Regions from separate parts of the Homo sapiens genome. Here all the other regions are linked to region 4. The links are chromatin loops, found by intact Hi-C in ENCODE. Cell type or tissue: B cell. All regions are shown on one strand. Links, peaks and the distances in the headings refer to the core of each region. The heading gives the core; the rest is flanking DNA.

What was found. Peaks named below come from ENCODE experiments on the same cell type or tissue, not always from the same donor. Only the 100,000 strongest peaks of a DNase experiment are listed, where the experiment ranks them.
Region 1: it touches region 4 in a loop (5-fold over the local background); 2 of 110 quality-filtered maps call a loop at or near these places.
Region 2: it touches region 4 in a loop (5-fold over the local background); 11 of 110 quality-filtered maps call a loop at or near these places.
Region 3: a loop joins it to region 4, with 8 times the contacts of the local background. A loop is called at or near these places in 4 of 110 quality-filtered maps.
Region 5: a loop joins it to region 4, with 2.0 times the contacts of the local background. A loop is called at or near these places in 3 of 110 quality-filtered maps.

The regions. Positions count from the first base shown.
Region 1 is chr3:19,043,072-19,049,135 of GRCh38, forward strand. All of the region lies in intron 1 of LOC107986066 (a long non-coding RNA gene), which reads left to right. Among named protein-coding and RNA genes, the nearest start is that of KCNH8, 100 kb to the right of the region's middle. In B cell, for the core only: CTCF peaks have their summits at 3,556 (motif pointing right) and 3,755; no DNase peak of the experiment used is centred there.
Region 2 is chr3:19,062,615-19,068,678 of GRCh38, forward strand. All of the region lies in intron 1 of LOC107986066 (a long non-coding RNA gene), which reads left to right. Among named protein-coding and RNA genes, the nearest start is that of KCNH8, 83 kb to the right of the region's middle. In B cell, for the core only: a CTCF peak has its summit at 2,623; a DNase peak (open chromatin) is centred at 2,627.
Region 3 is chr3:19,143,593-19,149,656 of GRCh38, forward strand. KCNH8 (potassium voltage-gated channel subfamily H member 8) reads left to right here and starts at 4,918. Exons shown (of 16, transcript NM_144633.3): 1 at 4,918-5,203. The coding sequence starts at 5,128. RefSeq lists enhancers at 3,173-3,766, 3,767-4,360 and a silencer at 3,308-3,479. In B cell, for the core only: CTCF peaks have their summits at 3,173 and 3,376; DNase peaks (open chromatin) are centred at 3,599, 4,449 and 5,179; H3K4me3 peaks cover 2,697 bases; H3K27ac peaks cover 2,059 bases; H3K27me3 peaks cover 504 bases.
Region 4 is chr3:19,346,617-19,352,680 of GRCh38, forward strand. It overlaps KCNH8 (potassium voltage-gated channel subfamily H member 8), which reads left to right. Exons shown (of 16, transcript NM_144633.3): 5 at 1,109-1,349. Among named protein-coding and RNA genes, the nearest start is that of MIR4791, 35 kb to the left of the region's middle. RefSeq lists a silencer at 2,394-2,443. In B cell, for the core only: a CTCF peak has its summit at 2,530 (motif pointing right); DNase peaks (open chromatin) are centred at 1,265 and 2,475; H3K4me3 peaks cover 2,531 bases; H3K27ac peaks cover 2,015 bases.
Region 5 is chr3:19,210,237-19,216,300 of GRCh38, forward strand. The region is part of intron 1 of KCNH8 (potassium voltage-gated channel subfamily H member 8); the gene reads left to right. Among named protein-coding and RNA genes, the nearest start is that of KCNH8, 65 kb to the left of the region's middle. In B cell, for the core only: CTCF peaks have their summits at 3,540 (motif pointing right) and 3,742; a DNase peak (open chromatin) is centred at 3,535.

The DNA.
Region 1 (6,064 bases), core at 443-5,442, 300 kb before region 4:
CAAAAGACTTCCTTTATGGCTCATCAGAGTAAATTTCTTGTCAAAATACTCTGCGCTAAGTAAAGGTTATCTATTCATATGAACACCTGACTTATAAAATCAATCAGGGCACAATAAGAAAGATGCCTGCTTTTTGCATGCATTCAAATTGTTGTTCCCATTAACTTAACTTCCTAAAAATATATTTCATTTTTTCAGTCTGCTCTGCATAACTCATTAACATCATAATCGCCAGCAATAATTGCCTAAAGTAAGTAAAGAAAATCGCTAAAGATGAAGAGTTGAATTACCACTTAATGAAATAAGAAAAAAAGAAGACAATTTAAATCAACAGTCTAAGATGCTGCAACCACTCCCTTCCTTCAGAAAATGTATAGTAATTGTGTTTTTTTGGAGCCTGTTGTGTTTATAAATGAGGATTCGCAGACAGTCAATTCTCAAAATGATTCTACGAGTTTAATTGATGATATGAATCAGATGAACTTAAGAATATTTTCTCAGCAATCTAAAGCTGCATTTTTATAACAAGTTGCAAAATAAAACTATTTAAGATATTTTTGAAATCATCTCTATGCTGATTAGAAGGCCTGACCAAAATGAAGTGTTTCTTCTAGAACTCAAAAGGTGGATTCTCTCAAAGAAATGTTTAATCTATTTGGGGATTTGTTGGTTATCCCTTTTAACCAGTATTCTTCCATTGTAGTTGATTTCTACTCCCAGAAAACATTTGACAATGTGTGAAAAAAATTTTATTATTCACAACTTAGTGATTGCTACTGAGATCCAAGACAGCTCCCTGTAATAAAGAATCACCTGGCTCAAAATGACAATAGCAACAAGGTGGAGAAGCCCTGATTTACACCAACAAAAGGACCTAAGAGAGTCTTATAAAAGGCAGTGAATAAAATAAAAAGATAATGTCTCGAAATAAAAAATAATCTGTTCAAAGTCAAAATAGTAATGCAATGTTTTACAAAACGATAATTTATTTTGCAATTTAGAGAGCAAACTGGACATAGGGAGACAGAAGAAAGGGAATGAGGATACATTCCTCCAGCTGCCCTTATTGGCCAAAACTTTAACTCATGTCAAATAATCAGACACTAACTGTAGTAAAGGATAATTATGATTTATCATTTTTATATTTATTTATTGACTCTGTAAGCATATGAGTTATTATGAGAAATAGATTAAGTGGGTTGACAGCATCAGGCAAGTACACATGTAAAAGGATAGTAAAGTGGAATTTTGGCAGATGCTTTAATACAATGGTTATCAAACATTACCATGCATCAGAATTAACTGAAGGATGTTAAAAACACAGACTAATGGCGGCCTCATCTCTATAATTTCTGACCCAGTAGTTCTGGGGTGGGTTTTAAGAATTTGCAGCACTTTTAATAAGTTATTCAGTGGTGGTGATAGTGCTGGTCTGTGGCCACTTTGAGAACCACTTCTCTAATTCAGTAGATACTGCATCCTAAATGAAGTGCAGTACAACTATGATGCAAATTTCACTTGCAATAATAATATAAACAGTTATATATTAGGAGACGAGGAAAGTGGAAGTTATTTTAGAGAGAACTCTAAAATGTGCGCTGTGGAGTCCTATCCCCTCACAAGTGGTTGAGGTGGGGCTGGAGAGTGCAGGCAGCTTCCATTAAGACTAGGGAAAGACGCTTCAATGCAACCACTTGGAGGGATATGTTTCTCATAGTTTGCAGCATAGAGGGGAACTCTGTCTCTCACTTAAGAAATCCAAAGAACAAGAGAGACTGGTTGACTAGCTGATCAATGGCAGGGAAAAATGTTAAGTTTCTAGTATGGTGGAATTAACCTGCATAGTTGGAATTTGTCAGGGAAAAAGATGAAAGAGTGTTTCTCACCTGGAGATCGTGCATGGCCTGTGTGCAAGGGACACAGTGTTGGGGCAATCTCTTTTTTTTTTTTTTTTAGATGGAGTCTTGCTCTGTCACCAGGCTGGAGTACAGTAGCACAATCTAGGCTCACTGCAACCTCTGCCTCCTGGGTTCAAGCTATTCCTCTGCCTCAGCCTCCCAAGTAGCTGGGACTACAGGCACAAGCCACCATGCCTGGCTAATTTTTTTGTATTTTAGTAGAGACAGGTTTTCACCATGTTGGCCAGGAAGGTCTCGATCTCCTGACCTTGTGATCCACCTACCTCGGTCTCCCAAAGTGCTGGGATTACAGGTGTGAGCCACTGCACTTGGCCGGGGTAATCTTAAATTTTGTCCAAAAGGGAAGACTACAGGGAGTTAAGGGACCTTAATAGAAAAGGCTGGAAATATTGCTGGATTGGTAGGGGCTGGGAGGAAGTAAGAATATCAGCCATAATAGAGATGCCTTTGCAGTAGAGTCAACAATAGTAGCTAGTGTTTGGATAGATATTTAATCATAACCTCATTTATATTTATGCCATGCCAAAGAAGAAACATTCTATCAAAGCTGCCCATTTAGAGATTGTATTAGTCAGGGTTCTCTAGAGGGAAGAGTCACTAGAGTCTCAAAACTGAAGAACCTGGAGTCTGATTTTCTAGGGCAGGACTCATCCACCACAGGAGAAAGATGTAGGTAGGCTGGAAGACTAGGCCAGTCTCGCCTTTCACGTTTTTCTTCCTGCTTTATATTCGCTGGCAGCTGATTTGATTATGCCCACCAGATTAAGGGTGGGTCTGCCTTCCCCAGCCCACTGACTCAAATGTTTCCTTTGGCAACACCCTCACAGACACACCCAGGATTAATACTTTGTATCCTTCAATCCAATCAAGGTGATACTCAGTATTAACCATCACAGAGATATTTATGCCTTCTGGCAAATTTCTTCTTATGTTAGAATACAAATTAGAAGGTATAGACCAATGTTCAGTTTCAAATTCATTATAAAGTGACGGTGGTACCATTATAATCCATTACATGCATTGAGTTCTTGTTTCCCACTTGTTGAGACATGGATTGCTCATATATGTGACTGATCAATAAATCCTCCACAGATGAAAATATATCCTGGAGAAGCACAAAAGACAACTTCTTGTGGGATACCTTTCGCATTAGGGGTCATCAGTAAGAAAGCACTAGTAGTATTTATTTAAAGCTCTACTACTGAACTATTGCATGGCTGGAAACTACTAATAATTAGAGAATTAGGGTTACAGACTTGACTACAAACTGTTGAATTATGTTTTCTTTTGGTTTTCTGCCAATTTTAGTGTCTAAAATAACATTTGTCCTTTCAATGTTCCCAGAAGATTGAAGATGATAGGGACAATGTTAATGCCATTGTGATTGTAATACTTTATGTAACTGTTTTATAATATGTATAGTAAAGTGAGTGCCTCTATCATCAGAGACTTATCTGAGAATATCCTATAAAGAAAACATATTTACTCATGATATTTTAGTTACTGGTATAACACCAGCCTTCCTATATAGCAAATCTTCTATTGAACCAAATAACATACAGATAATTACAAGAACATTTTGATAATCCATGGAGGGTGGAAATTGAATGAAATCCATCTTTAAGTGTTCAAATAATCCAGTAGGTGGCAGAAATGTAACACTTGAGGTTTTTATTATTTTACTAGGATTAAGAGTTTTCAATCCAATCAGTGGTTATAGACCATTTTAGAAATTCTTAGTTTCTATACCAATATTTTTTGTATCATTTTGACTACTCCATCATAGTCGCAGGGTGCAGAGCTCCTAATAATAGAAACTTTAAAGACTCAGGAAAGAACAGGCAACCATCAGGGCCCTCTATGAGTCCACAGTCAATTTTGAATATACTTTCTTCTAAATATCAATTTTCATTCTCTAATTCTGGTGCACAGCACTGTTTATTAAATAGGTTATCTTAGGTAATTTGACTTGGATCAATCCTGTGGAGTTTATTCAAATTGCATATTTTAACAGTTTCAGTACTAGCTGGTTTAGCATGAAAATCTGCCAAAGTGTTTATTTGGTACTCAATTAATTCTTGTCCTTCTTGATGTTAGGTTAGCAGTTTCATGAACCAATCGGCTTCTTCATTAGAGTTATGGCAATTATCATCCAGTTTAATAGTATGATCTTAAAGTTATCAGAAATGTATACTTATCAAAGTCTGTCCCATGAATTTCCTTAAAGACACTTTACATTTATAGTTGCTTCAATAGTGCTCAAGAAAGTACCAGAGTAAAATTATTAACTGTAGTAGAAGACAATACTTAAAGTGGCCATGCAAAATATCTGATGAGAAATTATTATAAAGCAATTTTCAGGGAAATTACATTTTTTCTGTGATATACAATATTGTAGGATACTAACTAGAATTATGACTGACAGCATTATTGTAGGACCATCAGATTTATAGGAGTTTTGCACAATTTCTGGAACACATATTAATAACATTTCCATAGCATGGTTTGAAAAAGGTTCAGCATCACATTATTTGACCATACTTCCCATGCAATTTAACATATCATATAAGACAATTAGTTTAACACATTTCCTTTTATAAGACAAAAATTCTTGGGAGAGGTGGGGATGGTTAATGGGTACAAAAAAGAGTGAAAGAATGAATAAGACTTATTATGATAGCCGAATAGGGTGACTATAGTCAAAAAATAACTTAATTGTATATTTTGAAATAACCTAAAGAATGTACTTGGGTTGTTTGCAACTCAAACAAGAAATGCTGAGAGGATAGATAACTCATTCTCCATAATGTACTTATTTCACATTAAATTCCTGTATCAAAATATCTCATGTATGACATAAGTATATACATCTATTTTGTACACACAAAAATTTAAACAATAAAAAAAAATTTTTTTAATTCTTTTGAGATATTCCAGGGGTCCATCTGAAAACTCCCGAAGTTAGTTTGAGATCAAAAGATCTTAGTTTACAATTTGATTTTGGGAAGTTGTCAAAAATGTTAAAAGATTGGAAACACTTCGTTAAAATAGAATCACAGATCACTGTGAAACAGTATATATTCATTTAACTGTAGAGATTATTAAATGATTTCAATGGCAAATACAGAAAACCACATACTTCTAGGAAAAGCCTTAGCTTTTATTAAAGAGGACTCAGTTTTCTTAAGTAATCGAAAGCCTAATAAAGCCAACGTGAACTACAGGAAATCATCTGGATAAAACACAGATTCTTTGTTTCCCAGTCCAATTACTAAAAAGCTAAAGAAAAACCTTTCACAATTTATTATTAAGCGCAGACCAATACTAAAAGCAAACAAACACAAACAAAAACAAACAAAACTTGTTGTTTTAAGAGATTAAACTAGGCCGGGCACAATGGCTCACGCCTGTAATCCCAGTACTTTGGGAGGCCGAGGTGGGCAGATCACGAGGTCAGGAGATCGAGACCATCCTGGCTAACACGGTGAAACCCCGTCTCTACTAAAAAATAAAAAAATAAAAAATTAACCGGGAGTGGTGGCGGGCGCCTGTGGTCCCAGCTACCGGGGAGGCTGAGGCAGGAGAATGGGGTGAACTCGGGACGTGGAGCTTGCAATGAGCCGAGATCGTGCCACTGCACTCCAGCCTGGGTGACAGTCCAAGACTCCATATCAAAAAAAAAAAAGAGCGATTAAACTAAAATCTAATTTTGCATTAGTATACTTTTGACATTAAAACTACATTTTAAAAACTTACAAATAATTTCCTTTCAAATCTTAGCCAACTTGAGCACACATAAAATTTTATCAAACTTCCTTTTCCACAAACCTATAACTTTCTCATATCTATTCAATTTTTGTCTTTATGTTTTTCCTCTTTCTCACTGTGGAACAGCCAGTCCTTCTATTTTGGGACAAAAATTACCATTTTTCTCTTAACTAATCAAAACACACTTTCATACTTAATAGGTTTTCTAACAAAATACACACCTTACTTTCTTTGTATACATGCACATAGAGTTGTTTCCTTTATTATGTAAAATAATTTTAGTTATTTATGGTTGATCTTTGAATGGCACGAGTTTGAACTGCACAGGCCCACTTCTACATGGATTTTCTTCTGCCTCTGCCACCCTGAGACAAGCG
Region 2 (6,064 bases), core at 651-5,650, 280 kb before region 4:
TGGTTTGGCTGCAGCAATTGTGAACTAGACATGTGAAGGGGCAGGCTATAGCATAATATTTCCCCCCTACTCTCCAGTCTGAGAAACCACTCTGAGGAGAGTCACATGGAGATGTACACCAAGGCTGTGTCGCAGGCCCTGGAACCTGTCCTAATCCCTGGGAAGTACTATACAGGAAAAGAGCTTGGTTCATAGTAAACTCCCTCTAGCCTTTGTTTCCCATCTTGAAAGAGATACTTGCAGCTTTGCAATAAAATATAGTAAATGCTGATGGACGTTTGCATTTATTTCCCTCCAAGAGATGTCAGACAGCCAAAGATTCATTATAGGTAAGCCAGGTAAGTTAATAGTGATCCTTGAATGTTTCATCTGACCAATGAAGAATAACTCAAAGCAGGGAGCCAAAAATTATCCAGACTATAATATTGGAGTCTTTACAAGCACAGCTTGAAACAAGCACTCAGAGGCAGGTAGATTTTTTTGGAGAGGTAATTCCAGAAAGCAGGAAGGAAAGAGAAAGGGAAGCTTTTAAAAGTGTCTGTTATTTGAACTGGTTATTGCAGTAGCCAACTGGGGTGCAATCCCACTAAGGACTTTTGAGAAACCTTGCAGAATGCACTTCAAAATTACCTGATGAAAAGGTGGGTGGTTGAGACATTTTTCTAGTGACTCCAATCTCCCATTGTATAATGATCTCCCCTGGGAAGATTAATTCTCCCACATGTTATGAGTAAGCTCCCTTGGTTTTTGAGAAACTGTTGAGTAATAACATTGGAGAATCCAGGTGGGAAACTGTCAGCCTGAATAAGTGTTGTCCACCACACCTGCTGCTGAAATACTCTTGCGCTGTGGGATTGTGGCATAAGACACCAAAGGTGTCTGCTATAACTAATGGTTGCCCAGGTAGTTATCTAGATGGCTTTTGAGGAATTAGCTCCCACAAGAGCAAGAGTGGAGAAGTGATCACCTTGATTGTCAAGCTCTTCAACATTTCTGCTCTCTGGTGTTCATAGGAGCTTTTTTCTGCTGATATTAAAAAATATTTGCGCCCTTAGGAATTGTTTTTCTAGGACATTTCTGGGTTTCTTACATTTAGTCCTGGCTCAATTCTCCAAGATACAAGAGCAATTTACCCTTACTGGGCCTCCCTTCTTGCCCCAAGTAAATATCTGTGCCTATGCATGCTGAGAAGAACATAGGTAAGGAGATGTGTGAGTAAATGGTATTTGCAAAGCTGGAGTAATTTCTCCCAATTATATATGTTGTAATTAATTGGCCTGATCAATGCTTACTAAAAGAGCTAGTTATCAATAAAAATGTCATTTTAGTGACCTTTATTTTGTCTGCTGAAGTCTGTTTTGAGTACTGAGAAGCGCCTCTGGAGTTAGCCTTCAGCACTAACTAACTTTGTTACTTTTTTGTGTTTCTGCATGTCTTTTCTGTAAATTCTATGATTTCATTATACGACAAAATGGGCTTCTGTTTCATATTTTTTTTCAATTACTCAGGCAGTTGAGATATGACATTTCACTTCATTTTGATTCATTGAATGTAATTCAATAAAGGGTGGAGAGCGAGTGAGCTAAACTCTATGAGCAGACGCTTTTCATTGCAAACCAGTTGGCTTTTCTCCTACTTTTTGAAAAATTCTGATAACATTCATGCTTCCAGATTCCTCTCCCTCCCCTCTTTTTTTGGCTATTTCCTCGCATTGATCCTTGAAATGCAATTTTTCAGCGCAGAAAACAAGGCCGCTTCTTTGGCTGATGTCTAAGGAGAAAAATAAACATAAAAGTAGATTTTAGGCTTCCTTCTTTATTAACTACCAACTGTATGACTTTAAATAAAGTGATGCAGTCTCTAAAACCCAAATTCGGGCTATCCTTGGTTATTCAATAAAGGGAACAATATTTATTTTTTTAAAAGAAGCAAAGTAGATTTCTTTGTATATCATAACTCTCTTAATTTTCACAGCATCCCTGTGACTAACTGCTATACTAGTCCCATCTACACATGGTGAAACTGAAGCATGCAGGCATTAGGTAACACTCTCACAGTCTACGCAGCTATTAAGTAGGGAAGCCAGCATTTAAACCCAGACAGTCTGGCTTTAAATACCCATGCTCTTTGCCGCCATTTTATACTGCCTCTTTGCTAAACCTCTTTTTATAAAAGTCTTTGGTGTGAGTTCACCAATACCTTGTCAAGTCATAACGGAGTTCAGGACACCAACGTTATTTATATAGACTGTTTAAATTTGTTTGAAAATTGTCAGTGAAGCAAGAAAATTTTTGCTGATTCTAATCTTTGTACATACAATCTAATTTCAGCAGTCCTGATTTCTTTCACAAATCAGACTCTAACGATGTGCATACATATTTTTCTCTGATTCTGCAAAGTACTCCAAATGTGAGGGCTACAGTTTGAGATATTTTTTAATTATAGTATGTAAAATGTGATGGAAAATAGTAATTCTGTTAGTGAGTTTTGACTGGCCTGCATCTTAAAATCACCAGAAAAACCTCACTAGCTAATCGTAGTGGTGCAATTCTGTTATAATTTTTTTTTCTAGTTTCAAGATGTAATGAAGTCTATAACACACTAGATGGTAGCCTTGTCACATGAGCCCCCAACCACAGAACACAGGCTGAAAACTAAAGTGAGAACAATTCTTTTTTCAAATTAGAACATTTAAAAAGATAGATGTGAATGCAGGGCCAATAATGGGTCTACATTTTGATTTCAGGGTTGGAGTCCAAGACTTGTGGAGGTGAGAGAATTGTTTTCTGCTCAATAGCTCAGTAGTGTCAACAGGAGTTGACTCAGAGAGTTTTTCCCTGCATGGTTAGGAAAGGTCACTCTCTGCTTCTTGTAGAGTTGGAATTATTGTAAAAAGCTTTTTAGGGAGCTCATCAGAAAAACACCAATAAATAGTTCATTTGCAATTATACACTAAAGTAACAGATTCCTTATAGCTGTTAAGTTTTATGCTTAATTTATGACTATATGTATAACTATATGACTATAGACAAAATATATGCTAGACATCGTGTGTGTATTTTTTCCCTCCAATACATAAGAAAGTTGAGGAATGAATAAAAGGCTAATAGTCTCAATATTATTATATACAGTCCATTAGGATCACTGAACATCTCTTGTCTTTTTCCTCATCCCAGAAATGATTCCTCTAATCTTTACCCCTGTTAAATTCAGTTCAAGAGCAAATGTTGCATACCCGAATCTTCCAGTTAGCATGTCCTCCTGTCTGCTGAATGGGAATTGAAGTGGTTAGAAGCAAGAAAGGAATTTCCTATCTCACAGACTCTAGAAAGATAGACACAGTTCTAGCATCCCATGAGGAAAACCTGATCACACTGCCCTGTAAGCACAAAGACTTCTTCAGGTGTACTAGCCATTAAACAGGCTTTGGTGGGTTGGCTTTTGAACCAACTACCACATATATACAATAATGTGCTTGTGAGAGATAGATTTGTTGAATAGTAAAAATTATTCAAATGATTGGGCTGCAACCAACTTCTCTATTAGAGACTAAAATTAATGTTTATGTTTCATTTTCCATTGGGCTCCTATAGTTTTAATGAGATATCCCAGGTCAGATGGCTGCTGCTGTTCTCAGTTATCTTGCTGCAACTATTTATTAACAAAACAATAATTATGACATGACTTAGGCTCAGTAGGATAATCCTGCATTATGATTATTTTCTTGGTGATAATGACATAAAGCTTTCTGTACAACTGCATTTTTCTGGGCAAAATTTAGATGAGTGTTTTGTATAATGTTGAATAAAGACAACTGATTCTGAAATACCATCATCAAACTCTACTTTAAAGAGACATAACAAATCTTTAATCCACGTAACAACAGAGTTTCAACTTGTTCTGCTGGCCTTTAAACCAGTTTCTGATTGTATAATTGTTGGTCATTTCATGGTTACTTCTGCTTTCTTCTTTCCTTCTCTTCTTTCAGCAAAAATATAATGAGTACTTGTGTGTCAGTTACTGTGTAAGAGCCAAAATAAAGATACACGTCATAAAGGCAAGGAACTCTTTGCCTATTACCTAGTAGATAAATTGAAACTACAGAAAAGCATTAAAGATAGATTGAAGTAACATTTGAAGATTCACAACATTTCCAGCTCCTTGCTGTATGCTATCATGTATGATATAACATTCAACACTCAGAACAATCTTTCAGTGGGAAACTGAAATACAAAGATGTTGAGAGTCTTGATTCAAGGACATGGTGAATTCTAGAGCGTTCACCACATGTGGAACTGTGAATCAATTAAATTCTAGAGAATTCACCACCTGTGGAACTGTGAGTCAAATAAACCTCTTTTCTTTATAAATTACTCAATCTCAGGTAGTTCTTTATAATTGTTTTGCATTTATGTCCAGTGTACTCTTATTGATTGCAATCACAAACGAATGCCTAGACATGTTCTCAGTTGTAAAACTAAGCCTCACCTAACCTCTCTCTAAGTGCCTAAACCAGAAGACTTGGCGAATTATAATAAAACCTGCTGTGTTCAGGAGAATCAGCTTCCTATAACTGTGGCTCTATCACCTATGTGTTTAGCTTATGCAAAGTTTCCCTAATGGTCTAAAGGGAAAATTCAAAATCAAAAGATTAAAGGTATTGCCTACATCATTACAAATAAAGGAATAAGGTATTCTATAGAATTGTTTATATTTATCCCTCATTGTAGAAAAAATTCATCAGAACAAAAATGTTAACCAGAGGTGGCCCAAATATGTTCTACTTACTTTTATTTTTCTGTGAATTCCTTGACCCTCAAAGCTGGATATACAAATCAACTAAGCTATGGCCAAGGCCAGCTATAGTTCCCAAGCCAAGGGCAAGACAGTGTTAGCTGCCTCTGTCCTGTTATGTACAGGGATTTGGAAGAAAATCCTACTCCCCAGGACCTAAATCAAAATGTTATCATAATCTAAGAAGAATCGAGTCCAGTTCTATGAAAATTTTAACATGAATCTGTTTGAAAGTCAAGTTTTGTCTATAATTTTGAAAGATGAAAGATGTAACAAAGTAAGGATTTCTCTTCTGGAGATGAGGATGAGATAGGGGTCTCCAGGTACCATAATCAAGAGCAGAGGTGGTCCGGGTGTGGTGACTTACACCTCTAATCTCACAACTTTGGAAAGCTAAGGTGGGAGGACATGTGGTGAATTCTAGAGAAAGTGTTTGAATTCAGTTGTCTTTCATTGATGTCCAGTATACTCTTATTGACTGCAATTACAAAAGAATGCCTGTACATTTTCTCAGTTTTAAAACTAAGCCACCTTTAGTCCAGGAGTTTGAATCTCCATATCTGGGGAGGGACCTGCTGGGAGGTGATTGGATCATGGAGGCAACTTCCACCATGCCGTTCTCATGATAGTGAGTGAGTTCTCATGAGATCTGATGGCTTAAAAGTGTGTGGCAGTCCCCACCTCACTCTCTGTCCTGCTGCCATGTAAGACATGCCTTGCTTCCCCATTACCTTCTTCCATGATTGTAAGTTTCCTGAGTCCTCCATAGCCATGAAGAACTGTGCAGAAACCTCTAACCAATCTCAGGTAGTTCTTTATTGCAGTGTGAAAATGGACTAACACAGAAAATTGGTACCAGGAGAGTGGGACACTCTTATAAAGTCACCTGAAAATGTGGACACAAATTTGGAACTGGGTAACAGGCAGAGGTTGGAAAATTTTGGAGGGCTCAGAGGAAGACAGGGAGACGTGGGAAAGCTCGAAACTTCCTAGAAACTTGTTGAATGGTTTTGATCAAAATGCTGAGAGTAATGTGAACAATGAAGTCCAGGCTGAGGTGGCCACAGATGGAGATGAGGAACTTATTGGGAACTGGAGTAAAGGTCACTGTTGCTATGCTTTAGCAAAGAGACTGGCAGCATTTTGCCCCTGCCCTACAGATCTATGGAACTTTGAACTTGAGAGAAATGATTTAGGGTATCTGGCAGAAGAAATTTCTAAGATGCAAAGTATTCAAAATTAACCTGGCTGTTCCTAACTTCACACAGTT
Region 3 (6,064 bases), core at 409-5,408, 200 kb before region 4:
GTTGTAAGTGGAAGTTTGAAAAAACAGTATATGCTTTGCCGGATTATCTTTTTCTCTTCAAAGAAAATACCTTTTGAGCAGAACTTCCATCAATCTGGGCCCCAATAATGAGCAGGCTCTTACCAACTCAGGTGGGACATGTAGACTGAGCAAGAAATAGCATTATTGTAATAAGCCATTGAGATATTATGTTTTTTATTGAGGCATAACCTAGATTACTCTGACTGAAACCATAGCTTTGGAGATTGTGCTGGAGTATTTTAGTTTCTACATACACTGAGAAATAGGCAGTGACCATTGGGGAACAGGAGGCAGTGAACACTGGGGAAGAGGAGGCAGTGAACATACCACTGGAATCCAGCTTGGTTGGATATAAGAGCACAACAATTTGAAAGCGTTAGTCAAAGAAATGAACTGCTTGATTTTCCTTCTGAGCTTCTAAAGTCATTTATATTTAGAAGGAAAAGCTCACCAGTCATAGGTTGTAACAAATTATTAATACATAAATGTGTTCTGAGCTAACAGGACCATAAACTGTCATAGTTGGTCAACAATATTTATTGTGGATAAACAACTTGTATTAGATATGTTAGAACATAAAAAAGAGAACAATGATTATTATCATCCCTTTTATTGTATGCCACATATTATGAGATTCAAAGGCTTTCATAAATATTTTCTTCTACTCAGTGGAGTAAGTAGGGAAAGTATTATTATCCCAGTTTTACAGTTAAGGAAATGGAAACCCACAAACTTTAAATGACAAAGGGGATAAGTGGTTGAAACAAAACTAGAACTCAATACATCTGAGTAGATGCCTGTAAATTAAAATATTGCCTTCTTGCGAAGGCTAAAATTCTTGTTGCCAGAAAAAGTTTAAGAATATTTTCAGTGCCTACAGTCAAATACATATGCATCAATAAGGCATTTGCAGCTATTTTGTGTCATGGTATTGGATGAATGCTATAATTAGAAAACAGACGTGAAGCCGACCTAAAACCATCAAACTAATATAGAGAGCCCTGAAGCTTTTTCCAGTTCCAGTCAGTCTGAAAAGACAACATCAAATGCTAATGAGAGTCAGTCTTAAATAAAATAAGAATAAAAATTGCTTTATCTGTGGCTTATAACTCTTAAGTGAATTTAATGTGTATTTTCTCTCTTGTGTGTTACATTTTCCCTATAAGGAATTATAGAGTTGAACCCAGATCTTGTACCCATAAATCTCAAATGCTTATGGAGACATAAAGAATAGGTAAAAATGGATTTTTAATCACATTAAGGAATGCTGTTATGAGGCAACTTCCTTTGAAACTCAAAATACTAACAAATTGATAGGAAGATTTTAAAACATGGCTCCATTTTATTTGATACTTGTTCCATCTAAAGGTTGGACTTTTCCCCCTTTCTGATTAACCTGGATTCTGTGCTTGCTTTCAATCTGGCCGTTTCTAGATCAGGCCTTAAGAAACTGGCAGTTCCTACTTCCTGTCTCTTCAGACACTCTGGAAACCACCATGCTGTGAGGAAGCCCAAGTAGTTCCTGGAGAGATCTACACCAATAACTGAAGCCCCAAGGCCCTAGCACTGGCTGAGCTCCCAGCTGAAAGCCAGCACCAAATTTCCATAACTTTGAGTGAACCATCTTGGAAGTGTATATTCCAGTTCCAGGTTAAGTGTACTCAGAAATAACCTGCCCCATTGATCCCTGTAAAAATTGGAGATCTGAAAGCAAAATACAATATTGTTGACATTTTAAGTCAGTAGGGTTTGGGGCAGTTTATTGTATCAGTGAACTTTGCCTAGGTTGGTTTTACCTAGAGGCCTTCTATAGTACATAATAGAGTACCTTGGTCTGGTTATAGGGATTTTGTGCCTTCCTTTACATTTTAAAGTGAAAGAAAAATATCTTTTCTGTGAACATGAATTTTTTATTATTATTGTTATACTTTTAAGTTCTAGGGTACATGTGCACAATGTGCAGGTTTGTTACATTGGTATACATGTGCCATGTTTGTTTGCTGCATCCATCAACTCGTCATTTACATTAGGTATTTCTCCTAATGCTATCCCTCCCCCAGCTCCCCAGCCCCCAACAGGCCCGGGTGTGTGATGTTCCCCTCCCTGTGTCCATGTGTTGTCATGAACATCAATATTTTTAATGAGGGCATTAAGTTTACTCTATTGTGTGGTTATCCTGTATTCTTGTAGCATTGTCTCGTTTAGTCCGTAGAGAAAGATCACATCCCTGTAGTGTGTGATCTACTATAAAATGAGTTGGGGTTTTTTGTGTCAATAAAATGAGTTGCAACAAAATGAGTTGGGTTTTTTTGTGTCAATAAGTGGGGACAGTGGGAAAATTTCCTTAAGGAAAGCACATGAGATTTGGTGATTTGGGGCAGATGATAGTGAAAACTCCAGACTCCCATGGTGCTTCTTTCACGGTCTTTGCTTTCCAGGTGGCAAAACATGTTTAAAGGGATTTAATATACTTAAACTTGGATGGAGGTCATGTTCTAATGGCACAATTTGGCCTCACTGATGCCACAAACCCTTAGGATGAACATTAGGTTTCGGGCTAGAACTTAAAAAGGGCCTGGAACTCAAGACCAGAGTGGTGATGGCTGTCTTCATTAAGAAACACTTCTTGGTGGGCAAAGGATATAAGAGATAGTTAGGTCCATCTACTGCAGTTCAGTAGAATACAGGGCTTGAATTTGAATTTAGGGCAGGGATCTTGCCATGCCTAGCACAGTTCCTGACACATAATAGGTGTTGGAGGGGAGACAGTGAATGATAAATGCCAGGCTCCTTTTGCCATGAAACTGGGGCTTTCTTTTGGGTTGTCATTTTTAAGCCACTATGTGGCTTGCTTCTTGCAGTGATTTCATATATTAGGTAACAGATCAGGACCACGAGGAAACAATTTTTACACACACGGCCCTACAGTGCAAATTGTTATGAACCACAGTCATAGCTTACAACTAATACATTTCATCCTGAACTTCGAGCCAATTCACGGGTGGCGTTTATCTCCGTTTTACATCGGCAGCAACAGCCTGAATTTTCTGGGACACGATGCGCCACCCAAACAACAGGGACTCCCTCATCTTTTTCTCCCCAGCTCCGCCCAAGACTGAGCCACATAGCCACCTGCAGTTGCGATCGGCTCGCCGCGTGGGGGACTCCACCCGCGTGAGCTCGGTTTCCGAAAAGCGAAGCTGGGGTGGGACACAAGGATTGAGGGGAGGACAGGGACGGACCTGCGGCAGAAGCAGGGTGCAGCTGGGCGAGGAACCCCACGTTGGTAGCTTCTCTTCTGGGATGGCCGCCCCGCGCCGCCCACTCCGGAATCCTGTCCCCTCCCCGGCGCGCCCCCGCCCAGCTAGCCTAGAGCCTCTGCCGGATCTTCTCGAATTTCAACACAAAGGGAATCCTCGGCCGCAGGAAGTGCATCACGAGAAAGGGGGCCTGGGGGCGGGGAGAGGGGGATGCCGCTTCTCTCTCTTCTCCCCCTCCCTCCCGGAGCCCAAGGCAGACGTGACGAAACCCGCGGGGTCCCCCCCGAAGCCCCAACAGCCGAGATAATTGAAACAAGAAACCCCCTTAGTAAGGGGGCGGGGGGTGGGCCCTCCCTCCCTCCTCCCGCCACGCCCGAGTTCCTGGAGATCAGAGCTGCCTCGCCGCGGCTCTGACACCTGTTTGCTTTTTCCCTCCTTTCCTTCCGGGTGCACTAGCACCTGGGCTTACGTTTGTTTTTCTACCCTGGGGCTCTCAACTTCCCTTCCACACTCCACCTCCCTTGCAGAGTTTTCTATAAAGTTCGGGCTCTGGGTGTCCCCTTGCACTCCCCACAGGGCTGTGCCGCAGGCTTGGGCGACTTTCCCCGCAGAACGTTGGCCGAGAGGGAGTCCCCGCGGGGGGGGCCAGGGGGGAGGACTGGGAGAGACCACTTTCGTTTTCTGAGACGCCTTCAGTTCCTGGCCGTCCGCCAGGCTTTCTTCTTGGAGGTGTCAGTCTTCGGGAGTGGGGGCTGGGGAAAGGGGGGCAGGCTAGGGGATTTGTGTTTGAAGCTATTTTTGGAAGGCAGCCTTACTGTTTTTACTTACGTGGTATTTTGCAAATTAATAAAAATAGCAAACTTTTCTAGAAATGCTTTATTCACATTTTACCGGAGAATGGGAAACCATCCATTGTCCGTTCAAAAGGCTATTTTTTTAAAGTTTGGGATGGCTTGGGGAGGCCAATGGCAATTTGGGGAGAAGGGCTGAAGCACCCCTTTTTGGAGCTCGGGGCCAGTTTCCCGGACTAAAAGACCCTGGTGACTGGGGATGGGCCTCACAACTAACTCGGGCTGCCCTGCCCCTGTCGCGTGGGCTCGCAATGGCAAGTGCTCCGGAAGGGGGCCGCCTCCCCGTGGGGCTCCTGGCTGCCTCTGCTCCCTTGGACACCACTGGGGGGCCTCCCCCTCCTAAGTTCTAGGTTGAGGCCGGATACCTGCCCCGACCTGTCTCCTCCCTTTCTCCAATACCACACCCACGGGACTCCAGTCTCCCCGGGAGTGGGACGGAGAGGGAACAAAGGGGTCTTTGTTCACTGGCTCCCGGGGCGTGGGAGTTGCGCTCGCTCTCCTTTCCCGGCGTCCCGTGGAGACCGGGAGGCTCAGCGCCTCTCCCAGCTCTCAGCGCCGCCCTCCCAGACCCCAGAGACGTCGGTCAGGGCGCGGCGCCCCGGGCCACTGCGGGCTCTTTCCGGGCGGGCGACGTGGGGGGCGAGGCACCGCGCGGCGGCGCCTGGCGGGCACTGTTGCCCGCGGAGGGACGGTGGGGGGGTTTCAGCAGCTGGCGGGGGTGGAGGGGGCGGGAGAGGGAGCCTGCGCCGGGCTGAGCCTGGAGGTGCGGGGCGGGCTCGGGGAGCGCTCTTGGGGCTCCTCCTGCCACAGCCGGGGCGGCTGGAACTCTCTCCCTTTCTCCCTCCATCCTTCCACTTCCCCTGCTCGGCCCCGCCGTCAGGCCGGGTCCCCCTTCCCTGCCGTCATCAGGTTCCCCTTCTCCCTTCTTGGCACTTTCCTTTCGAACCATCCTTCTGGACAAACTTTGATGGAGAATTTCACACCACGCTGGAAAAATGCCGGTTATGAAAGGATTACTGGCGCCGCAAAACACCTTCCTGGACACCATCGCCACCCGTTTTGACGGAACACGTAAGTCTTACACTTGAACGAGTGGTATGGCATTTTCTGAGACTGATTTTTCTCGTACACATTACTTTTGCTCCCACCTTCCCTTTTGCACCAGCGGAGTGAATTTTCTTCTGTTCTTGCCAAGGTATCTTTTGTGCGGAGAAATTTGTTCCCTCATGGTTTGGTGTAGTATTAACACTTTGTATTGGTGTAATAGTTGGCTCTCTTGAGTTCTTGGGTTTGTTAAGGACTGAAACGCAGCCTGAGGAAAGACCGACGCCCGTATTCACTGTGGGACCTGCATTTTGGTGTATCTTTAGGGAATTGGTTGTAATTTTCTGAGGTGAAAAGGGGAATATCGGTGTACCTAATCTTTCTAGAGTTTCAAGGCTCCCTAGATCAAAAGGAGAGCTTGGAGTGTTCTTTCTTGGAGCTTCATTCCGTGATATATTTCGGATAGGTATGATTTTCTATCTGAGTTTAAGAAATGCAGGATTGCCAAGTGTAAGCTTTCTGTAGAATTTTAAGTGTTGTGAGTTTGTCAGAACCTTGATTCCTGCTTTTGAGCTAGAATAGCGTATCTTTTAATCCTTAAATGAGCCTAACACTCAAGCAGAGGCTGTTCAGGAAGAAGGACATGAATAAAGACGATTTGATGATAAGAGAAAGTTTTTAGTTTTTTTTTTTTGAGTACGAATATTATTGGACATTTAGCTCATTTAAGCTACAGTAGGAAAAAAAATAGATAGGATGTTGTGTGGTTGCTAGCAGACGGTTCGTTATCATCTGCAAGTTGTTCTCTTTCAGGACCACGGTCAGGTCCCCACTCCTTCTCAGGCTTTTCAAGCTCTCTACTTGACCCTGTGGATCTTCCTAGCTGGC
Region 4 (6,064 bases), core at 497-5,496:
TTCCTGATCTTTCTGAACCTTTCTTGAATCCTCAGGTACTTCAGGATCCCTGAACACATCACATTAATCTGCCCTTCCCTCAATGAGTGAGACAAGAACACAACATTGTGACCTACAAGTAATATGTATTCGGGAATTTATAACTGCTCTGTTAATTCAACTAAACTTTCAAATATAAGTTTCCATTACCTATCTTATATTTCCCATTAATTGAGGTCAAAGCCAGGTCTGCAAGTAGCTGGTCACAGGCTTGTCAAATTTCCACACATGCTATTGTTGGGCCTCCCTTTGTCTTCTAGCAACAAGGGAATTGTTCATCAATTTGAACTGCATTCAAAGTGAAGTGCTTTTGCAGTTATCAAAAACTCCAGCTATTCTGCATTTAATCAGCTGCACAGTGAACATTGGCTTTCTCCTCCCATGACTTGACTAATAACTCTTAAGCAACTGTTTCTTACTTTACCATCTGAATAATGTCTGGCCCATGTCAGAGTGCATCTGTGTCAGTCAAGGTAACGAGATTTGGGTTCCCAACTTCACCAACAGCCACAGTGCAAAAAATGAAAGTAGTTAGCACGACTTGGCTATATTTGGAAAGAAATGTAAACTGTTTACAATATAATATTGGTCATATATCTATTCTTTTTGGAAAGAAAAGCACCATTGCTGTCATCAGTAAAATATCAGGTCAAATATAGTCTTTAGATAATGACTGTCATCAGAAATCTACAAGTATACAGAATGTTCTCATGACAATAGGAATGTAAATATAGCTTTGTGTTTATAATGTGTGTAGAATTACATGTAACTGTGAATGTTTTTTGATGACATTTTAGGTAATGGTCTTTTTTATTTTTTAATGAACAAAATCTGGGTTACTCACTTAGCTTCATGACTAAACTCTGCATATTCCTGTTCCTTATAACAAAGATCTCTGCTCAGTTTTAGATGTTTAGATGCTTTGCGTCACCAACTTTTAAAAGTCACTTGTAAGATACTGCTTTGTGTAGTGAATGATCCTACTCACAAAAGTGTGTGTTTCAAGCTATGTAATCCTTGTTTCTAATGTTGTGTTTCTCCTTTCTCTCCTTTTTGTCTTCATCCACAGAATGTTTTTGTAGATAAACCAGCATTTCCGGAGTATAAAGTTTCTGATGCAAAAAAGTCCAAATTCATACTTCTGCATTTTAGCACTTTTAAAGCTGGCTGGGACTGGCTTATTTTGTTGGCAACGTTTTATGTTGCTGTGACTGTACCTTACAACGTTTGCTTTATTGGCAATGACGACCTGTCCACAACTCGGAGCACAACCGTCAGTGACATTGCAGTGGAGATTCTTTTTATTATAGGTAAGAACAAACAGCTGCTTTCCTACGATATTTGCATATGAGAAGTGAAGTGTGTTCCAGATTTTTCTGACATGAATTTGAACTAAGATCCATTTGCATGGGCTTGATTCAGCCTCTGTTGCAAATTTTGGAGAAGCACATACTGTATTTGGATTTCTGAAAATTGCCTCTTCCAACTTTTCCTGTCCCTTTATTCAAACAGATCTAAACTGATCTCCTGTGTTTCTATACTTATTTCATCCAGAATGGGCTAAAAAAGATTTAACAGCTGTTTTGTTTGTACTCTCACATCCTTCATGATCTTAAACTGGTAGGGTCAGAGATGGGTTTGACAAAAACCCACCAGTGGTGTTGTGACAGTGGTCCACTCCTTGACGTGTTCTTTCTCCATGCCCTTCCGTGCCCTTTCAGCATGTTGATGGTTTCAATAAATGACCTGGTTGCAGAAACAAAGGGTTACATAAGCCTTGCAGTAAATCTGGAGAAGCAGTGAGTATCTGATTTTAATTAAAGAAAAGGCCCCAAAGGATGTTTGTTAAGATAATTTATCACTAGAATATTGTGTACCTCAGTTGAAGCTGCGTCTGTGCCAATCTTGTAAGCCTTTTCCTATTTTCCTGTCCCTTAAATCTTCATCTTGTTTAGACCAAAGCCTAGCTCTGGCTTGCTCATTCTAGGACAGATTCCGGGTCTGTAAGTCACAGATTGACTCCCTGTTGAGTTATTGACTGTCATTAGCAGCTGATACCTGCTTCTTTCCTTGGTCATGGTGATAGAGGGCTATATTCTTACTGTAAAGATGAGAGGATGTTTGGAAACATTTTCAAGCAGGTAGGTGAACAAAGGAGTGAGAAATGGATCTTAAAATTTCAAAGAAAAATAAATAATTAAGTGAGGCACATCAAAACCTTGGTTCAATGGTGGTAGTAGTTGTTTTTTTGTGTGTTTTTTTGGTTTTTTCTCAGTGAAGCTGTTAAATCTTTGAGGCTAGAGTGCGTTTTCTGGTTGAATGTCAGCACGTTTGCTTTGGATGAGTTTGTGTGCTCTTGGTATGGCTTGGCATCGTTATTAACATTGTGTCTACTGGGCACACCCTTCAGAGCCTTGATAGGACCTCTGCTGTCACCCCAGAAGTGGTAGCTATAGTGTGTTTAGGCCACTAGATGGCAATGTTGTCTAGTTAGGCAGACGGCAATTTTATTTTTAATTTTTTTATTTTAAAATATAGCTATCCTTTATTAGAAAGATGTAACCATAAAGGGATCTATTAAATAATGGTTAAATGGAAAATAACATTCCAGTTTGAACAAGAATTTAAAATGAAAATGGTAGACAGATTGGGTGTGTCTGTGGTTTTGTATCCTTTTACTTTGCCAACATTTGAAGTCTCCTCCCACCCACCCATGATGCACACATAAATTAGCATCATAAAAACACTCCCCATGCCCTGGTCAAAGTTCTCAAGAACTTGGGCAGTCACTCAACATGGCTAAGCCTTCGTTTTTTGTAGTAGTGATTTCATAGGGTTTTGTGAAATAATAGATGTAAGTATCTGCTTAACAAATACTTCATCATCTTATTGTTATTTACAACTTTGTTATTAGGTCAAGTTATATCTTGAACTTTCCTTTCCATTCTTCCTGGTTCTTAGATATTTGACATTCTTTGGCCTTAGAAGCCACTTCTGTTACCACATGTTCATTAGCAGATGATGACTGACTTACTCCCATAAAAACTCATACCTTTGACGGAGATATTTTAAAAGTTTTTGTTTATTTGTTTTAAGGCTGCTTTTCTCTACTAAACCAATGGAGACTCATTTGCTCCCCTGATAGCAACCCCTAAATTCTTCTGTGTTTTTTATTACTGTCATTTCGACTGTGCTTCAGCAGCAAGATGGTTCTCCCAGTAGGCAATACCCATCCCTTACTAGCTACATGCAAAGGAATGAAAACCCATTCCAATTTTTTTGGTGTTTACTTTCTGCAAAGATTTAGGATTTGAAATTTTGGTCTGCAAGCAGTTCTAGTGTGACTCCTGCCTGAAATCTCTTGTTGACCAACTTATTTTTATAAGCAGTAAAAACTTTCCTATTCTTTCCTGCTGTTATCTGCCTGCTCTTTCTTTTAAATGAGTTTAAGCATATCTACAATTTATTATAGCATATTTAGAAAAATGGCTTAAATTAATATTTCTCTGTTTCCCTAAACCTTTATTCTATAAAATATTTCAAAAAGGTGGCCTAAAAGTGATCATTGAGAAATAAGTTAAAATACTGGGGACAAAATAGTTGCCTGTAATATTGCCTGTAATATTGTATCTTTACAATGTGAAGGTAGTGTTCATACCATTTAATATTTATTAAATTACTGCAGACTTAAACTTCCCTGTCTGACAGCTTTGAAGAGAGGAGCGGTTCTCCCAGCATGGAGTTTGAGATCTGAGAACGGAAAGACTGCCTCCTCAAGTGGGTCCCTGACCCCTGAGTAGCCTAACTGGGAGATACTTCCCAGTAGGGGCCAACTGACACCTCATGCAGCTGGGTGCCCCTCTGAGACGAAGCTTCCAGAGGAAGGATCAGGCAGCAACATTTGCTGTTCTGCAATATTTGCTGTTCTGCAGCCTCCGCTGGTGATACCTAGGCAAACAGGGTCTAGAGTGGACCTCCAGCAAACTCCAACAGACCTGCAGCTGAGGGTCCTGACTGTTAGAAGGAAAACTAACAAACAGAAAGGACATCCACACCAAAACCCCATCTGTACGTCACCATCATCAGAGACCAAAGGTAGATAAAAACACAAAGATGGGGAGAAACCAGAGCAGAAAAGCTGAAAATTCTAAAAATCAGAGCACCTCTTCTCCTCCAAAGGAACGCACCTCCTTGCCAGCAACGGAACAAAGCTGGATGGAGAATGACTTTGACGAGTTGAGAGAAGACGGCTTCAGACAATCGGTAATAACAAACATCTCCAAGCTAAAGGAGGATGTTTGAACCCATCACAAAGAAGCTAAAAACCTTGAAAAAAGATTAGATGAATGGCTAACTAGAATAAACAGCATAGAGAAGACCTTAAATGACCTGATGGAGCTGAAAACCATGGCATGAGAACTATATGACGCATGCACAAGCTTCAGTAGCCAATTCGATCAAGTGGAAGAAGGGGTATCAGTGACTGAAGATCAGATGAATGAAATGAAGCAAGAAGAGAAATTTAGAGAAAAAAGATTAAAAAGAAATGAACAAAGCCTCCAAGAAACATGGGACTATGTGAAAAGACCAAATCTACATCTGATTGGTGTACCTCAAAGTGACAGGGAGAATGCAACCAAGTTGTAAAATGCTCTTCAGGATATTATCCAGGAGAACTTTCCCAACCTAGCAAGGCAGGCCAACATTCAAATTCAGGAAATACAGAGAATGCCACAGACGTACACCTCAAGAAGAGCAACTCCAAGACACATAATTGTCAGATTCACCAAAGTTGAAATGAAGGAAAAAATGTTAAAGGCAACCAGAGAGAAAGGTCGGGTTACCCACAAAGGGAAGCCCATCAGACTAACAGCGGATCTCTTGGCAGAAACTCTACAAGCCAGAAGAGAGTGGGGACCAATATTCAACATTCTTAAGGAAAAGAATTTTCAACCCAGAATTTTATATCCGGCCAAACTAAGCTTCATAAGTGAAGGAGAAATAAAATCCTTTACAGACAAGCAAATGCTGAGAGATTTTTGTCACCACCAGGCCTGCCTTACAAGAGCTCCTGAAGAAAGCACTAAACATGGAAAGGAACAACCGGTACCAGCCACTGCAAAAATATGCCAGATTGTAAAGACCATCGAGGCTGGGAAGAAACTGCGTCAACTAACAAGCAAAATAACCAGCTGACATCATAATGACAGGATCAAATTCACACATAACAATATTAACCTTAAATGTAAATGGGCTAAATGCTCCAATTAAAAGACACAGACTGGCAAATTGGATAAAGAGTCAAGACCCATCAGTGTGCTGTATTCAGGAGACCCATCTCATGTTCAGAGACACACATAGACTCAAAATAAAGGGATGGAGGAAGACCTACCAAGCAAATGGAAAACAAAAAAAAGCAGGGGTTGGAATCCTAGTCTCTGATAAAACAGACTTTAAACCAACAAAGATCAAAAGAGACAAGGCCATTACATAATGGTAAAGGGATCAATTCAACAAGAAGAGCTAATTATCCTAAACATATATGCACACAATACATGAGCATCCAGATTCACAAAGCAAGTCCTTAGAGACATACAAAGAGACTTAGACTCCCACAGAATAATAATGGGAGACTTTAACACCCCACTGTCAATATTAGACAGATCAACAAGACAGAAAGTTAACAAGGATATCCAGGAATTGAACTCAGCTCTGCACCAAGCGGACCTAATAGACATCTACAGAACTCTCCACCCCAAATCAACAGAATATACATTCTTCTCAGCACCACATCGCAATTATACCAAAATTGACCACATAGTTGGAAGTAAAGCACTCCTCAGCAAATGCAAAAGAACAGAAATTATAAAAAAGTGTCTCTCAGACCACAGTGCAATCAAACTAGAACTCAGGATTAAGAACCTCACTCAAAACCACTCGACTACATGGAAACTGAACAATGTGCTCCTGAATGACTACTGGATACATAACGAAATGAAGGCAGAAATAAAGATGTTCTTTGAAA
Region 5 (6,064 bases), core at 680-5,679, 140 kb before region 4:
AGAGATGGACCAGCAGCACAAGGCTCTCGATGTTTTTTTTCTTTCTTCTACTTTTTTCTTTTTCAATTATGTGATTCTCTCCAAAGTGATATTACCCAAATGCATAAAATGAAATTGTATCCTTCCAATTGTATACTTAGCTGTGGGATGATTAACATCCTAATTGTTACATAGGACTTAGTAAGAAAATAACACAAAACCCCTACCACCAGGGTGAATAAAGCCTTCTTTTTGGTGCTTCAATCTCATTTGAAGTGTAAGATGTAAGAGAATTCATTTTCATATTTTATCTTCTTGTGCATCACACTTCCTGAATGCCCATTTAAAAAAATATATATTGCTTTCATCAAGATTGTCCTTTTACTCCTGAAATTCTGTTGTGGAGGGTTCTGACACATTGTAAAATGGCTGCTTTAGTGTTACAGAAGGTTAAGTTTCATAAACCTATCAGTAAAAAAAAAAAATTTGATTAGAAAAACCGGGCTGTCACATATGTTCAAATAGGAGTCATTCATATTTCCCAGTGAATCAAATGAGAGATAAAAATGAAGGATGATGGTGAGAATACAAAGTAGGTTCCTCTGACAGCACCATCTGGGCAGAGCCCTGTTAATATTGGACCCTGAAAGTATGATGAGCTTTTTGCATTAGTGCTGACAGCTTCCTTCTTCACATCCATATGAACCTGAAATTAGGAAGATGTTTGCATACTATCCAATATTCAAATATTTTTATTTCAATAATGCCTAGTTGATGCCACTATCCTTAGCCTTCATCTAGGTTGTTTCAGTTCTCCTATACAGTCATAAATACATGATGTCCCATTGACCACATATTTTCATTAGTTTTCTACATACGTTTATGCTTCTCATTTTTTAAAGTACATGAGAGAAAGGTATTGTGGGTGAAAAGAAAAGACATAGTTTCCACCCATAATGACTTACACTGGGGAGGCAGAAGAAAAACATATACAATGATAAAAATGCAAGAGCAATATGTGAGTATGACAGTCAAAGAACAGATGCCATGTAGAAGTGCATGATTTATTTCCAAATAGGTTTGCTAACACCAAGTATTTTGATTTAAAAGATGGAGAGCCTACTTGTCTGTTGATTGGAATAGTCAGGGCAGGCTTCATGGAAGAGGTGGGGCTGGAGGAAGCATTGAAAGATGTGAAGGATTGGGATAAACTAAAAAGGCAGGATGGTGTGAACAAAGGCAGTATTTCTCAAGGCGTAGTCTCTGTACCACTGCTGATATGCACAGTAGACAGATGTAACATTAAATAATGTTGAACCATCAGTGAGAAAGTTTTCTCTTTCCAATTCTCTTCAAAATTTTTTTTACTCAGGAAAAAATAGACCTCAGTCTGATATTTTAACTCCTTGCTTTACTTGCTAGCTAGCCAGTTCCTCTTCATTCCCCCTATTCTTTAACACATAGCCAGCAGGCCTCAGGCTCCAAGACTGTGTCAGACAACGGTAACTATAATAAAATTGATCTCAGATCGCATTTATTTTTTAGTTCTCTTAATCTTATGGAAAGTCATGCTGGATTTCCATTTAAAATTGTGGTATGAAATGTTTTCATCAAATAAATGTATTTAAGGAAAACCTTAGGCAACTTAAGGAAAAGTAGAGACAAATAATAGTACTAGTGTTAGGACAAAATGTGTTTGGGTGGTATGTTAATCACTGAATTTGGGAGAACACTGAGGATGATAGGTAGCTCCATGTGATAACAAGGAGAGTCATGATGGACAGTAGCCAGAATAAGATTAGAAAGACTGGTTGGTTGTGAATAGGTCAGAAGATCAGGGAATGCTAGACTCATGAGCTTTATTCATGGTGTTCCTTCTCTTGGGATTACATTATCACCTCTTTTATCCAGATAGTAATAGCTGTGGTTTATTGATTCCTTCTCAGATTTCACATATTTATTAAGCATCTTAAATATAATTATTACATCTTTCATCACAACTACATTAAGAGAAAAGTATTACCTTGATTTTAAGAGTGAATATTCTCACCAAAGGTCTCACAGCTAACAGCTAATAGAGCTGGGTTTGAAACCCAGACCCACTTGACTCCAAAACTTCTATTCTTCAACATACCTGGCAACTCTCTTGATCTTCAAGCCCCAACGTGAATACCAGCTTTATCTGTGTGAGCCCCACTTTCCAACAGATGGTTGATGTCCTCTTTGGCCTTCACACAGCCAGCACTATGTATTTCTGGGTAGTAATTTATTCTTATCTTCATTAGAATTTACTTGGCCATTTACTGACTAGTTTATAAATCCTGAAAAGGCCTGTTCACATGTCTCAAGGCATCTAGCACTGTACTTGTCTCGTGGTTGGGGCTCATACTGTTTGAATTGAGCTAAATTTTCTTCTTTTGCCTTAGCTTATCACAGAAGTACAGAAGTACAGCTGCACCACCTCAGAGTGGAAGTGGGAACAGGAGCTCTGGCAAAGATAATTCAGGAACTACCTGGAAAGGATTTGCCTTTGTCAGACTCCAAGAATCTAATTAATTAATTTTGAGCATATCAGCAATTCTTCAGTTAAATCACTTTGTATTTTTTCTGTAGCTGGGTTTTGTAACATCTGGGTTAAGTAGCACAAAAATGGATGCCTAATAATTATAGACTTTTGGGTCTCAGAAGAGAATCTTAAAGAATATCTCATCCAACTCCTTTATTTTTTCAATGAGAAAACTGAAGACTAAGGGAGTTTCATGATTTGATAAAGCCACAGAGCAAGTTTAGGGCAGGTCTTTAATTAAAAGTCTCTCAATTTCTCATTAATTATCTTCTATATTGATGGCTTTGAGCTTGGAGATCATAGACTCCTTCTTTGCACCCAATGTAGGAATCTCTACAGCATCCTTTACTGATGTTAACAAGTGCTGCTTGTGCACATGGAACAGGAACTCATTGCCTTTACGAGTAATCTATTTCTCTTAAATTAAAGAGGATATTTCCTCTATGAAACCTAAGACAACATTGCAATCCTATCTTTTTTAATAGGAGTGTTCTAGGACTCTGTTTTTGAACTTGTCCCCTTTTCCATCCATATGCACCTCATTCTGTGATCCCATCAGTCTCAAGCCTTTAAATACATCTCTAAACTGAGGACTTTGAAATTTGTATCTCTGGAACAGCCTCTTCTCTTTTGAACTCGAGGCCCATGTATAACTGCTTACTGGGTATTTCCCCCCTAGGATGTCTAGTAGGCATTTCTGATTAATATCAAAAAACAAAGCCTTGATTTCTCTTTCCCACCAAAATGCTTCCCCAATCCCCCAGTTTTCTTCAGCTCTTGAATTGAGACTTTATTTTTTCTAGTTGCTTGGGCCAAAAACCAGTAGTCATCTTGATATGTCTTTACTGGCCTGGGGTACTATTTCAGTCATCTGTTTATTGCATCTCAGCTCAGAATGCAGTCTTCAGCATATGCTCAGTGATAACGGAATTCCTTTAAGTACTTCCCCTTTAAAGAGAGCATAATGTTAATCGTTCTCAGTAGAGGGTGCTAGAGGGACAATAGAGGAGGAAAAGGCTTTGCAGGCTTTTTCAGAATGGTCCTGGTATTGGCCATGTGGGTAGGAGGACATCTAGTGAAGTCTACTCCAGTATCAAGGTCAAAACACAGTCCCTCTGCAAGCCTGCAGCTTCAGCATGGCCATAGTCTCTCCTCAGCCTTCTTGACACAGAAACCAGAGGTAGGCATGGCTAGCACCCACTGAAGTGCTCCTATTGCTGACAGCACCTGGGCTTCTACCACCCCCGCCTGCCCGTGGGATTAGTTGCTGATCATCTGCTCTGGGCTGGCACTCAGCACTCTAGAGGGTGATGGCCTATTGCTGGCCCAGCAACTCCAGACCACCTCTGGCCTGGCCATACCTATGTAATTCTCTACGACGTTGGGAGCTGAACTGCACTTTCTCTAAGTTTGCCCTTCCTTGGATTTTTTCCCTAAGCCCTAGGATAATATATAGTTACACTTTTATCAGAGTTAATAATTCTCTATATTAAATGTTGTCTGTTTAATTTACCATGTGACATCTTTATCCGGATTGGATCCAGATTGCTATAGGACCATCCCATAGCTGCTAGGAGCATTGGCCACAAAACACATAGCTGTCCCTTTCCTTGGATAATTGCCCTTCATTAGTGGGTGCTGCCTAGCTCAGGAGGTTAGCCACCTTTTCCTCCTCTCCCACCTATGGGCTAGATCCAATGACTAACCGATAAAAGCCAGCTCCTTTGACTTAAGGCAAGGACAATTCTGTGGGTACACTTTGCCTCCTAACTTCCCCTGTGGATCAGGCCAAGGCTAAACTTTACCAGAAACCATGTCTTTTCTCAGCTTTCTCTCTCCTTCTCAATCCTGCTTCCCTTATTCTCTTATGTGTCTTTCCTGAGAGTATTCCCTCAATAAACTGGGTATATCCTAGCCTTTGCCTCAGGCTTTGCATCTGGGGAACCTGACATTAGACATGTACCAAGGACACAGTGCTAGAAGATAGTGAAGTTAGTAATTATACCAAATCTCTCTAACTCCAAATCTCGTGCTCTCTAACCAGCATTGTCTCATAGTTAAGATACTCTTTCACCTTCAACATGTTCTCCCTAATCCAGTATGTCTTCCATGCTGAGCCACCTTGGCCTGGAGAAAGGTCTGCCATTAGATCAGACTAAAATATGTGATTATTGATGCACCAATATCTAAGGCCTGTGCCCACTGTTGCCATAGGTCTGCACGCCCATTATCTGTTTCATGGAGGCTTACACATACCCTGCTGTTACTGGCTTGGGCCTGTATCTCTTCCCTAGAATGTGGGCCAGCATTCTAATTGGAGCTCTACCTTCCCAGTTCCTTGAAGTGAGTCTGCATGTCTAGCTAAATCACACTGCTATTCTCCCATCAGGTTTATTTGGGGTAGAGTAGTTCTCCATTTCCTGGGAATTGTGCACTGGCATTTACTAAGGTACAGAAACTAAGATGATATCTTGACACTTGAATGCCTTTTAGGTAAATAATCTATGAGTGGGGGCCATAACAGTTTATTTATAATTTCTGGCACCACACACTAGCACTTATTGGGGAACGGGGTAGAGGCAATTGAAGTGTTGCTCAGAGACCTGGGAGAACCATGAGGACCTAGATTTATGAGAGATTGAAAGATTGAAAGATAATTGGGCCAACACTATGTGAGAACAGCTTCTTTCAACCGATTCTATTTTCAGATGCTCTAAAACACAGTGAAAGATTCAGCAGACAAGTCAACAGGTCTTGGATCTAATTGTCTCTTTTCCATGATCCCAGCTTATGTTTTGATTTTGTGGTTTGTTTTTGACCATTGCATGCAGATCCCTTTGGGGATTTCTTAGCCTACTCAATGCTACTTACTAGAGTATGACTCCAAATTTCCCATATGACTCCAATTACTTGACAGCCCACAACTTTTTCTCTCCCTTTCTCAAAAAACAAACAAACCAATAAATGAAAGACTGGTATTCTTGCTAGTAGGCTCTCCTTTCTGCAGAGAGACAATTTACCCACGTCAGAAAGGTGATTACACTCTCTTCGGCATAGCCATGTTTTCTTTGTGGCTGGATGAAGTACATCTGTAGCTAATTCTGTCACATTTTTAGTGTCCCACAGTTAGATGAAATTATTAGCCATTTCTACAGAGTGTCAGCAACTGCAAATAGAAATGTGCCTTTGAAGGCAGCTGGATCCAACTGGGAATTGAAAAATTAATAGGAATTTAGAATAATGGGCATGTTTGCAATGAACCATTTATGGGTTCAAGAAACCTAGTTCCTCTGGTAATTTGAATAAGCAGTTTTGCTAACAAAGTTTGTCTATTAAGTGAACCTGCTGGATGTACCTATCATTCACAAACAACTCGAATTATCACTCTCCCATTAAATTTTACCCTTTCCCCTTAGCTTGCTGGTTTGTGGAATTGATTCTCTCCATTCTAGGCAGGGAATGGAGAGAGAAAAAAATAGAAACAACTTACAGTGCTAGCAGAGGCAGGCTGGCCTACTT